Linked DNA regions of Homo sapiens: region 2 is linked to region 1. A link is a loop called in an ENCODE intact Hi-C map of the cell type or tissue named here. Cell type or tissue: OCI-LY7. All regions are shown on one strand.

Evidence for each region. Peaks named below come from ENCODE experiments on the same cell type or tissue, not always from the same donor. Only the 100,000 strongest peaks of a DNase experiment are listed, where the experiment ranks them.
Region 2: it touches region 1 in a loop (21-fold over the local background); 5 of 110 quality-filtered maps call a loop at or near these places.

What each region holds. Positions count from the first base shown.
Region 1 is chrX:141,274,933-141,282,932 of GRCh38, reverse strand. No RefSeq gene overlaps it. Among named protein-coding and RNA genes, the nearest start is that of SPANXC, 36 kb to the right of the region's middle. In OCI-LY7, a CTCF peak has its summit at 4,442 (motif pointing right); no DNase peak of the experiment used is centred here.
Region 2 is chrX:140,814,413-140,822,412 of GRCh38, reverse strand. No RefSeq gene overlaps it. Among named protein-coding and RNA genes, the nearest start is that of MIR320D2, 110 kb to the left of the region's middle. In OCI-LY7, CTCF peaks have their summits at 4,051 and 4,253 (motif pointing left); DNase peaks (open chromatin) are centred at 2, 892 and 4,282; H3K4me3 peaks cover 4,104 bases; H3K27ac peaks cover 2,219 bases.

The DNA of each region.
Region 1 (8,000 bases):
GAGCACTGGTGAAACCATATTGAAGATCATAAAGATTAAACATAAAAGTATTATTAGGATAATTCTGAATAATTGAATAATTTATTTGTTGTTAGGTTAATCCATAACAGCTTATCAAAATGAATCATTTTGCATATACTGTTCTTCCTGAAGTTCCAAGCAGAATAGAGCAAGTGGTGCCACTTTGTAATACGGAAGCCTTTGATCTTCTGAAGACAGGCAATTCCATGGAAATTCTAAGTCAGCTGTGGGAACTTCTGAATTGCTCATTTTCCCAACCCCTAGCTTTAAGTGATAAACATAGACATAGATCCAGGGAATCTTCTTGGGTGTGAAGGCACATTAGCGACTTACCAGTGTCTTTACCTCACCCCCTGCAACCATGCAGGGATAATCTACCTTAAAGTCTAGAAGGTGAAGCCAGGCGCTGTGGCTCACGCCTGTAATCCCAGCACTTTGGGAGGCTGGGATGGGTGGATCACCTCAGGTCAGGAGTTCGAGACCAGACTGGGAACGTGGCAAAACCCCATCTCTACCAAAAATACAAAAATTAGCCAGGCGTGGTGGCCGAGCGTGTAATCCCAGCTACCTGGGAGGCTGAGGCAGGAGAATCGCTTGAACTTGGGAGGTGGAGGGCGCAGTGAGCCGAGATCGCGCCACCGCACTCCATCCTGGGTGACAGAATGAGACTCCTATCTAAAAAAAAAAAAAAAAAGTCTAGAAGGTGGCACGTTGTAGTAGTTAAGAGCAGGGAATGTAGTGGCAGGCAATTTTGGCTTGAGATCCTGGCTCTGTCATTTAATAGCTGTATGATCTAGAGAGAGTTACTTAAAGGATCTGAGACTGAGTTTCTGCATCAGTAAAATGGAGATGATAATAGTACAAAACTTATTTGGAGCTGTTGTGAGAATTGAATGAACTAATGTATGTAAAGAGCCTATGCGCTTTAGTGCTCAACAAATATTAACTATTTTTATTAGTTAGCCCTCAACAGCTGGGAGGGAAGAGAATAGTAGTAGGTTGTTTTAGTTGAGAACCATTACAGAGCACTGTGCAGATAACAGTAATGGAGCTACAAAGATAAATAGAAACAGTGATTCAAAGCATAGCTCTGGCATCATAGAGTCTAGTTTCAGACTCCAGGTCCTCCAGCTCTACATGACCTTAGATAAGTAAGTGACCTCTCAATGCTTCACTTTAAAGCATGGGGATCGCATTAATTGTGATTTCACAGGGTTGTTTAGAAGGATTAGTAATGTGATGCTTATAAAGTAGAGACGAGGATTGCCCCAATCTTGTGTGCCTGTTATAATTAACTATCCTAAGTAGTCTCTTGTTATTTCACCCTCCTTCTCCCCTGGGAAAAACTGTGATGTCCTAGACAGTCAGACCTCATGAGTTGAGCTTCACTGAGCTGGAATCAGAGCAAATGTGTTTGTAAACTTGTGTCTTCCTTTGCATTGTCTTTGAAGTGTAGGTCTAGGTCTGCCCACAAGCCAAAAGTGTTATACATATATGATCAATTTATCAAAGGTACCAAGGTAATTAAATGGGGAAAATGACCTTTTCAACCAATACTGCTGTACCAACTGTATACCCATACGGGAAAAAGCCAACACTAACTTTTAACTTATGTCATACACACAAATCAGCTCAAAATAGATAATAAATGTGCATAGCTTCTAAATGGACCTAAATGTAAAACCTCAAACTCTGAAACATCTAGAAGAAAGTATAAAAGAAAATATTTGTGGCCAGGCACGGTGGCTCATGCCTGTAATCCCGGCACTTTGGGAGGCCGAGGTGGGTGGATCACCTGAGGTCAGGAGTTTGAAACCAGCCTGGCCCACATGGCAAAACCCAGTCTCTACTAAAAAATACAAAACATTAGCCAAGCGCGGTGGTGGGTGCCTGTAATGCCAGCTACTTGGAAGGCTGAGGCAGGAGAATCGCTTGAACCCGGGAGGTGGAGGTTGCAGTGAGTCGAGATCACACCATTGCACTCCAACCTGGGCAACAGAGAGAGCCTCTGTCTCAAAAATAAAAATAAATAAAAATAAAAAATAAAGAAATGTGTGACTTTAGGATAAGCAAAAGTTTTATATACAGAACACAATAAACACAAACATTAAAAAAAGATACATTTGATGTCAAAATTAAAAATGTTTGCCATTTGAAAGATACGGTCAAGAAAATGGGAAAGGAAGTCTTGGACCGCAGAAACTATTTACAGCGCTTATATCAAAGTACTTGTATCCTCAACCTATAAATCCTGCTTACAATTCATTAACAAGTAAATGACCAGTACAAATCGACAAAAGATTTGAACTAAGACTTCACAAAAGAATAAAAGGAATGATGTGAACACAACTGAATTGAAAAGGGACATTGTCTGGGCTCCATAACATGCTGCTAGTTATGCTGTCAGTTGAGGGCATGAGCAGGGAGAGAGGGTAGCCCTGTTTCTTACCCCCATCTCTTACCATACATTTCTCCATTTTATCCTCTACTTTTGCTTCTCCTTATTCCATTTTTCCATGATGAAAAGGCTATAGAGGGCTCAAGCCCAGTGGCCTTCGTCCCAAAGTCATACAGCTAGTCCTAGGCAGAACCAGAAGCCAATGCTAGTCTTCCTGGTTCCGTGGATGCAGGCTCCTTCACTGGACCATGCAAACTGACCGACGAGAGTGTGAAATGGGGTGCCTTAGACCTTGTCGGATTTCCTTCTTCCCACTTTCAGATCAAAGTTGTATGCTGCTTTGAAACTGGAAACACAACTGAAGCAGAACCACATTTACATTTGAGATTTGTTTTCAAAGCAGATGTACAGTGTCATTTGCTGAGATCTCATAGGTGTTTCTATTCCACCTTGAGCAGCAGAATTATACCTCAGCAGGTTGAACAAAGCTGGGTAATCACCATTGGCTTTTGGCTTCCAGAGTCAAAGTCTACCTTTATATCACTGTAATACAATTATGCTCTCAAGCTGATGCTCCCGGATACTTGAAAAGTTTTGTGAAAGTTCTTCCTCTTATCAGTCTGAAAAACAAGTTGTGTTCCCCAGGAACTGTCTGGAATCATCTGCCACTAACTAGCTGTGTGACCTTGGGCAGTCACATCCCTCTCTGGGCTTTGGTTTCCTTATGAGTAAAACTGGGAATTAAACTAGTTGATCTCTGAGGGCTTTGACATTTTCTGCATTCTCCAGTTCCACAATTCTAAGTCAGCCTTAATACTGAAATGCTGCCAACATCTATTTAGATGGTTTTTTTGCTGTTAATTTGCAGTCTCTGGGATTCCTCTGCCTTGTTTATAGCTCTCTCGGAGCCGCCTTGCTGGTTTGAGTTTAAGATGCTATGTCTCATGCATAATTTGCCTGCTTACAATTGTGTTGTTCCCTAAGGATGGTGTCATATTTGAAAGGTGGAGGTGAGAGTATTCAGTACAGCAACAGAGCCACAGAGCCATCCCTTCCTGACACTAAAGTCATGTGTTTCTCTAGTTCCTCATCCTCTGCCCCTCTTCCGCTTTGTTTCATTGCTACATTTGGGTTTTATGATTACATCTGCAATAGCAGGCACAGATGTTTTTCTCACTCAATTGTATGGTTAATGGTAAAATGAATTTTTCCAGCAGATGCTCGCATGTGGGTGCTATCTTTTTCTCTCCTGACATATTTTCTACACAAACAGCAGATTGTGTGTCTGATGTGCCTTGAGCCTAGCAAGAGAAGAATTCAAGCTGAATAACACTAGGCTGATTTTCAAGCTCCTAAAAAAATAATGCGGCCATTAAGTTTGACAAACTCTTCACAGCACTCCTGCAGCTCCGATCCAGACCTGCATCTCCAGCCTTTGCCAGTTGTACTTGAGAAGGCTGAGAGCAAGCATGTATCCTCAAAAGGGCCACGATATGAAGAGAAAACAATATCAATTTGAGAAGAGCTGGACTCAATTACTCTGTTGCTTTGGATTCTGAAACCCAAGGCATGTAATTTAACCTCTATTTCCTCATCTATGAGGCTAAGGGATAATACAAAGCTGGTGAAGATCATTGAGATAATTGCAAAGTAGCAGAGGTCCCTGCTTAAATCTAATCCATTTCCACTACTGAATAAAAATGGCTAATTAGAGCTGATTGGCCAGAAGTCCATTTGCATGAGGGACTGAGAAGCCTCCAGGTAATGAGGCAGAACTGTGGGAAGATTAGGAGCTTGGTGTGGGGTTTCTCAACTTTGGCACTATTTAAATTTTTGAAATGATTATATCAAATATACATATACACATACATAAACATATATGTGGCCGGAATAAAAAGTTAAGAAATAAATTGAAAACAAATCTCCAAAAGCTGAAGAAAAAGATATTTCGGGCCAGATAATCATTTCATGTGGACCCCTGTCCTGTGCACTGCGGAATGCTTAACAGCAGGCCTGGCCTCTACCCACTAGATGGCAGTAGTTCATCCCTCCTACTAAAAATGTCTCCAGATATTGCCAAATGTGCCTAGGGAGGGTAGAGTGTGAGGGATTAGCCTCCAATGGAGAAGTACTACCTTAGAAGCACTGAATGTTGGCTTTACATTTTAGTTCTACTACTTATCCAAGGTCATGCAGCTAGTAACCATTTGTGCCTCAATATATTCATGTGTAAAAGGAGAATCCAAGCTAAATTGTAGAAAGGCTGGTTGAGAGGACGAAAGTGATGGGTGGATACAAACTTTGATACTCCCTCCTTACTACCATCAGGCCTTTGCTTATTCCTTTGCCCTTGTTTAAAATACACTGTTTCTCATACCCCATCTTTCTGTCTAGTTAACTTCAACTCATTCTTTAGATCTCAGCTCAAGCATCGTTTTCACAAGGGAGGCTTCCTTGATCCCTCAGACTGTATCAGAGTCCAAGACCCTCACAGCGCTTGTTGATATTATACACTCTAACACTCAGGTGACCATTTCAATTACGTTTGTTGGGCTACTAGACTGTAAGCTTTATGAGGAGAGGTGCTATTTCTGTCTTGCTCACTGTTGCATTGTCAGAGGTCAGGACAGTGCCTGGAAAAGAAAAGCCATCACTAAACACTTGTTGAAGGAAAGGAGGAGGGAAGAAATGAAGGACTGAACCCAAAGTTAAAAATATCATTATAATTTAATTCCCCTAAGGAAGAGATCTAGACTGCTAACCTTAGGCAAGTGAAAAAAATACAGTGGCATCTAGGGAATGGTTTTGAGGACAGTCTGTCAGTGAAAACTCTCTTTAGCCTAGTCCCCACAGACTTTGTGGGATTCAGTGGGCCCAATACATGGCACTGTTCTTTTCACCTGAGTTTGCAATTAACCGAGTCAGACAGATGGAGATCAACACTAGCATCTTTATTACTAAAAACAGCTGGGTTTGGAGAATATGTTTCAGCTGTGCAGGAAAACGTGACTCTCCTAATTCTACATCCCACAATTAGCTAGACTTACCTAGTCATAAGCACCACTGAACAAATGTGGTGCATCTCCTCCAATGAAGACCTGCACCTGAGAAACTCGTGGTGTGTGGAACTAAGACTATGTGCTTCCTCACTGTAGGCTTGTCCTAAAAAGAGAAGTAGCATGTATTGAACTAAATGAAGACATGCCTCCTCCTGTGGAGAAAGGCTGTGCGTATTGCTCTAGCATAGGTTCTTCTGTTTAGGAACACGATGCCAAGGGAAAGGATGTTGCTCTACCCCCACCACTGCCAACAGACTTATGCCTGGGTCCAAAGAAAATAGAGAATTGTGAACAAAATATCTGACATAGATATTTCACTAAATAACCTGTAATATGTTGAGACCCAAGATAATTTGCTCTGGGGCTTTGATTATGACACCAAAAATAAAGAGATGATCACCCCCACTTTGTCACAGAACTCTGCAGATTTGCACCTTGAGGGCTCCAGTTCATTTATCTCAGCAATAATTTTTGAGGGAAATGGCAGCCCTTGTGAAAATGTATGTGGAGCCACCAGAGGTGGGCATGTATAGGGAGCAAAGTGGTATTCTTTGCAGGGCTTCCAGATCAGGAGAAGAGGCCATCCTAAGTTGGCAATTTGTAGAGGTTGTTACTATAAAGACCAATGAAATGGTGAATGCACCCATGTTTTATACTCTGGTCTATGTAATTCAGGAAAATTTGTATATAAGTGCAAAAGCTTTGTAAACTGAAAGTCTTTTCAAATTTAAAGGGCTATTAAAATTTTCCCGTTCATGGTTTCCTTTGCTGTATTTCAAACCTCATGTACTTTTAGGAACCTCGGGTGTTCACAGTATTTTGTTGCCCATTTTCTGTTTAGTGACTACTTTTCAGGATCAAGACAGATGGGTAACTTGGTATGGTGGCTTGGGGACAAAATAGAATGATCCATGCCAGTATCTTTGGAGTGAAGCCTTGGTAGTCCTATACAGTTCGATACGTTAAAATATTAACTCATTTATTCATTAAGCCTTGACTTACTACTTGGCATGTGAGAGGCTTGCTTTTCCCAACTGTAAATTGGGAATAATACCAGTATCTCCTTGCATTCATTATGTGATTTAAATCCACATAACTGTGTCAAGCACAGTTTCATTTTCCCTGTCATAACACTTATCACTACCTTTATATTTTACAATATATTTATTTGTATATGGGCTGTCTTCCCCTACCAGAATGTGAGCTCTGAGGAAAGGGACTTGGTCTTGTAAATTTCTGAATCTCCGGAGCCTATAAGAGCAGAGGTGCTCAATAATTATTGGTTGAGTGAATTAATGAATACTTAATAAACAACATTGGCCCTAACTCCAGACTAATGCTTATCATATTCTAATCTTCATTTCTAATCTTTCTGCTTGAATGACCAATAGCTACCTTAACCTAATGTCCAAACCCGAACTCTCCATTTCCACTGCATTCCCATTTCCCCAGTGACAAGCAGGCTATTCTTTGTATCCTTCATTCTATTATAGTAAATGGCAGCTCTATGTTTCAAGTTGCTCCAATCAACAACTTTGAAATCATCCTTAAGTCCTCTCTTTCTCTCATGACTCATTTCCAATTTGTTAGCAAATTCTGTTCCCTCTATGCTCAAAATATATCTAGAATACCACTCTTTCTTAGCGCTTCCACTGCTATCCACCTGTTCTAACTCAGCATCATTTCTATTCCATGACACCATCATCTCCTGACCAGAAAATTGTTTCCACCATTATCACCTAATTATTTTTCCATAGTATGTATTTACTTTTTAAAACACAAATATGACCACAGCCTGTCTCTGCTCAAATGTTCTGAAAACCTCCCAGACTGCTGTACTTAATATATCACCCCCGCACTTTATTCTTTTATCCTAGTCAACTTGTCCTCATAACATGAATCACTGCTTGATATTATATCATTTGTTTAGTTATCTATCATTACCCAGTAGAATATAAACTCCAAAGGATTTTTGTATTTTTATTTAAATATTCTCACTGCTAGAATAGCCATGGCAACAATGAAAACTGATATGTCTTTCACATCTGTGAGTTCGTGTCTGTGTGAATGTGTGGCTGTTTCAGTGTGAGACTATGTGTAAGTGTGAGTGTATGTGATTATGTGAGTATATGTAGGAGTGTGTGTTTGAAAGTATGTATGTGTCAGAATGTGACTGTGTGAATCTGAAAGTGTGTGAGAGTTTTAGTGTTACAGAGCATGTAAGAGAATTTGTGAGTGTATTTGAGTATAGGAATGTGTATGTATGAGTGTGTGAGACTTGTGAAAATGTGTGTGATTGAATGTGTGAGTGTGTGTTACTGAGTATGTGTTTTTCAGCATGTGTAAGAGATATGAGAGTGTGATGCTGTGTGTGTTTATAAGTGTGTGAAGGTATGTACAGATGTATATGAATGTTTACAAGTGATATAGTTTGGCTGTGTCCCCACCCGAACGACATCTTGAACTGTAATTCCCATAATCCCCATGTGTCATGGAAGGGACAGAGTGGGAAGTGACTGGAT
Region 2 (8,000 bases), 460 kb after region 1:
CACAATGAGATACCATCTGACACCTGTCAGAATTACTGTTATTAAAAAGTCAAAAAATAACAGATGTTGGTGAGGTTGTGAAGAAAAGGAAATGCTTATACACTGCTGGTGAGAATAAAACTTAGTTCAGTCACTGTGAAAAACAGTTCAGAAATTTCTCAAATAACTTAAAACAGAACTACAGTTTGACCCAGCAATCCCAATATTGAGTATATACCTAAAGGATTATAAATCCATCTACCATAAAGATGCATGCATACATGTTTATTGCAACACTACTCACAACAGCTCAGGGAATGACATGGAATCAATCTAGATGTCCATTAATCATGAGCTGGATAAAGAAAACGAAGTACATATACAACATGGAATACTATTCAGCCATAATAAAGAATGCAATCATGTCCTTTGCAGCAACATGGATGAAGCTGGAGGCCATTATCCTATGGGAACTAATGCAGGAACAGAAAACCAAATACTAAGCTTGTTCTCACTTGTAAGTGGGGGCTAAACATTGAATACACAAGGACACAAAGAAGGAAACAATAGACCCCAGGGCCTACTTGAGGATGGAGGGTGGGAGGAGGGTGAGGATCAAAAAACTACCTATTGGGTAAGATTAATACAAGAGTTAATAAGAAATGATTTTAGGCAGATAGTAAGGGTAAATGTTCTCAGTGGAAATTTTCCTGTAATAAGAAACAACCCCCGAACCATTTCTTTTCTAACAGAAAAGGTGGCTTGAAGGGCTGGGCTGTCAAGCTTTGATATGCAAATGCAGGCCATTCGAAACTGGGTTCACCCAATATGGTGATTCCTGCCCTCTTCTTGTCACCACCTGTGCCAAGTGTGATGGCCACCTCCAGATAACACCATGTGTTCAAAACATCCTGATGACCCACATTTGCATATTAAAGGACTAAGTTGGGAGGGCCAGGTTTTTGGCAAGCTATGTGAATGACACACCTGGTCAAACCAATCCTCTGGGCCCTATGCAAACAAGACACCCCCTCCCCCAGCCTCCTGATATAATGGACTGCCTTTCTGCCACACACGGGGTTTCTCTTTGTTCCAAGTCCCCCGCTCTTGTCTCTGTGTGGGAGAGCTGTTCTCTTCTTTCTTCCTTCTTTCTTGCCTATTAAACTTTTCGCTCCTTAAAACCACTCCACGTGTGTCCATGTTGTTACTCCTATCTGCGCGAGGCCAAGGACCCTGCTGTTCCTTCAGTCATCAGAGTCATTATTTTGGTGCATGGGCCTGGAATTCATTCTTCAGAGTGGTGAGTATGGAGCGAATCTCAACCTCAAATCTGTTTTAATCTCAAGGCTGTCTTCCAGCTATCCTGTCGCAAAACTTTCTTTCTTTCCTTCTTTCTCTATCTGCAGTCTCTTACTCCCTGTGTGTTGAGTGTGTGGGAATTTTTACAGCCTAGGGAAGTAATCCCGTTAGGCAAGATCAGGAAATGCTATAGTACTGGGGAAATAGCTCAGAGAATGAATGGAAAAGGAAGTGTTTTTAATATGCAGTTTAGAAGCCCTACGGAAAACCAGGGTCAAACCTCTCAATTACTCTAAACTGTCTATAATAGATCAAAAGCCAAGTGCGAATCCTGTAGCCTTTATGGAAAGGCTGAGAGAGGCACTAATAGAACACACCTCTTTATCCCCTGATCCAGTTAAGGGACAGCTTATCCTGAAGGACAAGTTTATTACACAGGCAACTCCCAATATTAGAAGAAAACTACAGAAGCAAGCTGTAGGACCGAACAGCACTTTAGAGAACCTCCTGAAGGTGGCCACTTCGGTCTCTTATAATAGGGACCGGGAGGAGGCCCAAAAGAAAGAGAAAGCTCATGAGAAGGACAAAGGCTCTAGCAGAAGCTTTGCAGGCTTGCAAAGTCCAGGATCCCCAAGGTGCATCCGCTAGTTGCTATTCGTGTGGCTGACCAGGGCATTTTAAAAAGGAATTCCCAGGCAGCAAGATGAAGCCACCTTGACCCCGTCCAGCCTGTGGCGAAAACCACTGGAGACAGAACTGCCCCCAGAGGCGGAGGTCACTGGGTTCAGGACCAATCTCACAGATGGTACAGCAGGACCGATGTATCCCGTGGCTCAAAACTCGGCTCCAGCAACTCAAACTGCCATCATAGCACAGGAGTCCCAGGTGATTCTGGAAATTGAAGAAAGGAAAGCGGACCTCTTTCTAAACACTAGAGCCAGTCTCTCTCTTTTTTTTCTCTCTAATTCAGGTCTCTCCTCTTCCTATAGCCTGACCGTAATTGGCATCTCAGGAAAAACCCTAATCCAATATTTCTCTCCACCTTGGTTGTAGTTAGAAGGACCTATTTATACATGCTTCCAAGCCATTGTCGTGATAGCTTTATTAGTCAGAAAAGCCTCCAAGTTAACCCCAGGACATAATTGAACTGTTTACACCCCATATAATGTGGCAGGATCACAGTTCTCTGGGGGGAGCTTTTAGCTAGCAAACAGCTGGTAAAGCAAGAAGTACGTAAGGCAGGATAAGCAGTAGTCACTGTCCCCAAACATAAGCGCTCTATTAGCTGAGCTAATAGCTCTTACAAAAGCACTTAAATTAAGCAAGGGAAAGGTAACTAACATTTATACTGACTCCAAGTATGCCTTCCTGATTTTCCATGCTCATGCTGCCATTGAAAAGGAAAGGAGTTTTCTTACCACTAATGGATCTCCTATAAAATATTACCAGGAAACTAGCAGGTTATTATCCTCAGTTTTTCTTCCATGAGAAATAGCAGGGATGTATTGCAGGGAACATTGAAAGGGAACAGATGAGGTAGCCAAGGAAAATAGATGAGCTGATCAGGCATCTAAGTCAAAGGCAAGGAAGCCTCAAGGCACTAACACACTTCAAGCCCTTCTAATCTAGGAGGTCTCCATAAAAGAAATTAAACCTCAGTATTCCCCTGCAGAAATAGAATAGGCCACTTCTCAAGGGCATACTTTTTAGCCCTCAGGATGGCAAACTCTATTTGCCAGCCTCCAGCCAATGAAGGTCCTTAAAATCCTTCCCCAAGCTTTTCACTGGAGAAAGGATAAAACTTATCAATGTGCTCAGAGATTGTTTTCAGGCAGAAAACCTCCACATTGGTTAAGCATGTAACCTCTCTAGCTCACTTCCAACAAGAATGAACACAACTAGCAGAAGACCAACCCCAGGAAATAAAACCACCTTTCTTTAACCCAGGAAATTTGGTATTAGTGAAAATTCTCATCTCTCTCCTTCCATAAGCCAACCTGGGAAGGGACCTCCACTGTTCTTCTTTCAACCTTCTTGGCAGTAAACGTTACAGGAATCAACTCCTGGATACATCACACTCAATTCAAAGCCTGAAGAGCTGAGGGAGCAACCCTTGACAGCCCAGAGGAACGTCCTGAATATCAGTGTGGAGAAATAGAAGATCTTAACCTAAAAATCATAAAAGATAAGAAACTGAGTGAGGGCTACTCATCTTACTGAGTCCCACCTTTACCTCAATAGATACTTTTTGTCATTTCTGTCCTTTCCTCTCAAAATTTGCCACCAAATATTAGAACTTCTTCTTAATGCATATTTGCAGGGAGATTTAATTATTCCTAGAATCGCATTTGTAACTTTGTAAATCTCCAAAGGGAAATGTTATATCTGGGCAAGTAAAGTTTTAAATGACAATTATTTACCATGCCACTCTTGTGAAAATTGTTATAGGTCATGCTACTATTTGCAATAGAACTATGCACTGTGGCAGCACCCACAATGTGGAATTCTGTTTGTAAAATTATAATTGCTGTATAATTGCAAGCATAAAAGTTTTACTATCATTACGTTTAATAGGACTTTTTACTAAAGGTTGGTAATATAAGGCACTCTAAGCTATGAAAAGAAGGTTATAAAGAAAGAAATTTTATATAAGAAAGGATTTTGTATGGTAAATACTTGTCCTAAAAGGAAATGACTGGTTGTTTAAGGGAAAGACGTTTAGGACAAGTGAGAAAGTTTAAGGATGTTGTGAGAGGGTCTGTGAAAGTCATGAAAAACTCTAATAATTAAAGGAAAGGAACTGTCAAAATTAACGCTAAAATTATTTTAGCCAGCCAATAACGTATTTCTCCCTATCATATTGCAAGTTAAAAAGATGGCCTAAGACTAAAGTTATTCTCTAATGGCAAATCAAGGGGGAAATGTATGCTTTTCTCTAGGAAAAAGTAGCTTTTATATTAACATTTCTGGTAATGTACATTGACATCTAGTGGAGGCAAATCGGTATTGCAATCCATTGGTGTATCTAACAAGTGTCAAACTCTGTCAGTTAGGTTCTATAGGACCCCCACTAATGGTGGTAACGTTAATACTCATATTCTAACCCTATATTTTAAAACTTCTTGTAAAAATTTATCTCTTTTCACCTGGAAGCAATAAAACTCCAAATGGCGCTGCGAGCAGAGCCACACACGGGCTCCTTTTAGGCAGGAAGTAGCCAGAAAGAATCATCACCCAACACCTCCTAACAGCAGTTAGGTTTACTTCTCTTTGAGGGGGGAGTAATACAGGAGTTATTGAGAAATTATTTTAGGTAGGATAGGTTCTCAGTGGAAATTTTCCTGTAATAAGAAACAACCCCCGAACCATCTCTTTTCTAACAGAATAGGTGGCTTGAAGGGCCAGGCCGGCAAGCTTTGATATGCAAATGCCTGCCATTAGAAACTGGGTTCACCCAATATGGTGATTCCTGCCTTTTTCTTGTCACCACCTGTGCCAAGTGTGATGGCCACCTCCAGATAACACCATGTGTTCAAAGCATCATGGCCACCCACATTTGCATATTAAAGGACTAAGTTGGGTGGGCCGGGTTTTTCACGGGCTACGTGAATGACACACCTGGTCAAACCAATCCCTTGGGCCCTATGCAAACAAGACACCACCTCCTCCAGCCTCCAGATATAATGGACTGCCTTTCTGCCGCACATGGGGTTTCTTTTTGTTCCAAGCCCCCCTCCCTTGTCTCTGTACAGGGAGCTGTTCTCTTCTTTCTTCCATCCTTCTTGCCTATTAAACTTGTTGCTCCTTAAAACCACTCCACGCGTGTCCGTGTTGTTAATCCTATCAGCATGAGACCAAGGACCCTGGTGTTCCTCCAGTCATCAGAGCCAATCACTATGTTTATTATCTGGGCTACAAAATAAGTTTTACACAAAAGCCCTGTAACACACAATTTACCTATATGACAAACCTGCACCTGCACCCCTGCAATTAAAATAAAAGTTAAACATTTTGTTGGATGATACAAAAAAAATCCATAATTAGTTTTTTTTTTTTTTTAAGATGGCAGATTGGTGGCCGGGCGCGGTGGCTCACCCCTGTAATCCCAGCACTTTGGAAGGCCGAGGCAGGCGGATCACGAGGTCAGGAGATCGAGACCATCCTGGCTAACACGGTGAAACCCCGTCTCTACTAAAAATACAAAAAATTAGCCGGGCGTGGTGGCGGGCCCCTGTAGTCCCAGCTACTCGGGAGGCTGAGGCAGGAGAATGGCGTGAACCTGGGAGGTGGAGCTTGCGGCGAGCCGAGATTGCGCCACTGCACTCCAGCCTGGGCGACAGAGCGAGACTCCATCTCAAAAAAAAAAAAAAAAAAAAAAAAAGATGGCAGGTTGGAGGCAGTTTTAGTGTGGCTCTCCCACCTGGAAAGACAGAATAGTGGATAGAAATTCACACTATTTTTTCCCCCGAGAACCAACACAGGAACTTAACAGGAAAACTGAAAGAATCTACAGATCCTTTGAAAGAAGTGGCAGGCTGCAACATACTCAGTGAGACAGGCAAAACACCTGTAAATTCCCAGAGTGTGAGAAGGGGAGAGTCTGCCTCTGAGCATACATCCCCACTGGGGAATCTGAAAATTCAGACCATGGGAGAAGGCCTTAACCCTACACAGAGCTGGGATGGATTTAGGGAGCGGTGTAAAACATAAAAGTAGAAGCAGCAGCAGAAAGTGCCTTGCAGGCATTCCTATCCCTAGGGAATAGAGAACCTATTCCTGACTATATATAATAAGGAAGGTTTCCCGACTATATCTCACAGGGGCCCTCAGCGAAGACAGCCAACAAGCTCAGGAAGGGGTTGCAGAGTGAAAGAAGCTCCCAAACGAATTTTGTGATATAATCTCAAGTGGGGACCAATTCCCTTGATCAGACCCCGGGGATCAAGCAGGAAGTATGCTTCAGACTCAGAAGTATAGAAGCATTCAAACTTCAGCACAGAAGTTTGGCACCCTGCCCTGCGGGCAGACAGGGAGGAGCATGGTTTGCAAGCCGTGGTTGCTGTCTCTTGGCCTGGGGCATGTCTGAGATCTGTGCGCAGAATGCCTGGATCTAAACCAGGTGCTGTTAGAAGAGCACTACAGGAGTGAGACTGGCCTCCCCAACTGCGTGGGAGCTGGGTAAGGCTTACTGTTGCAGCCTGCTACTCCAGACTCCCTTTGCAAACTCTTCTGTGCAGCAGAGGCACTTATACCTTCCTCCAGAACATTACCCTAGTGGCCTGGGAACCACCCCCATCCTTCACAGGGGCTGTGGCCTGCCCCACTCAAAGAGAATGAGAGCTCAGACCCACCTAACCCTGCCCCTATCTGATGATATCCCTCCACCCACCCCGGTAGCTTAACACAAAAGAAATAAACTTTTAGGAGCTTTATAGCCCCACTCATCACCTGAGAAAACAGAATATTTCCTCTGGGAAACTTAGCGCAACTCAAATCCCACTGTTACTACTGTAGCTGATGCTCTTTTGCAAGTGCCACCTCCTGGCTGGAGACCAACCAACACAGGCCATTACAGCACCTCTAGGTAGAATAACACTGCACTCAAGAAGAAAATGGTTGCATGACCTCAGCTATCACCACTGCCCGCAACAGTGTGAGTAACTAGAGGTCCTCAGTCTGTCCACATGACAAGTTCACTACTATTATAACCAGCATTTGAGAAAGCCAGCACACTAAGCCTATCTACAACTAAGAAATCTCACAGAGTCTACACTGCTCCCCTGCCTCCTCCATCAGAGCAGGCGCTGGTATCCACGGCTGGGAGAACTGAACAGGTCACATCAGTGGATCTGTTGCAGATATTTCCCAGCACCAACCCAGAGTCAAGTAGCCCCATTGGGTGGCTAGACCTAGAAGAGCAATAACAATCACTGTATTCTGGCTCTCAGGAAGTCCCATTCCTACGGGAAGAGGGAGAGCACCACATTAGGGGAATGCCCCATGGGACAAAAGAATCTGAATGGCAGGCCTTGTGTCCCAGATTTTTTCATTGGTGGAAATTTTCTTACAGCAGAGACACAATTGCAGCGCTGGGCACAGTAGGGAAAGTCTGCACCTCTACCCAATAGGTAGGCAGCCTCTATGATCATGAAGGGTGTTGGAGAAGGGGTCCTTGTTCCCCGCTTGCACACCACTGCAGACACAGCTGCAGCTTCTCCCATGGGAACACAGCATAGATGCACCTATAGACAGCCTTCCTGGAACAATTCAGGGTGATTGCAGCCCCACAGGAGGAGCACTCCCCAGATTCAGGCATGCACAAGAGGCAGAGTCCCAATTCTTTCACACTTGGAACATCAATATTCCTGCAGATGAAAAGAGGCGCCTGTCTGATCTCAATAGCTGGAACACTGGGACAGCAGTGAGGCCAGGAAGTGGATAGCTTTCCTGCTGGCCTGGCAGGGGACCTGATGTAGCTCCTACCCTTTACTCTGATAAAACCTCAGCACATCTAATAGAGAGCTCCCTCAGCCATCTTCATCAAGCCTGGACCTCTGCACACCTTTGGTATTACGTCTATCCATCTGCTTTAGCTACAACTGGTGCCTACCCAGGGATACCTCCCCTACGATCCTGAAGCCTACATAATCAACTCACTAAATAAAATACTGAAGAAAAATAAAGTGTACAACACAAGAGAATGAGATAGGCTTCAAGAGATC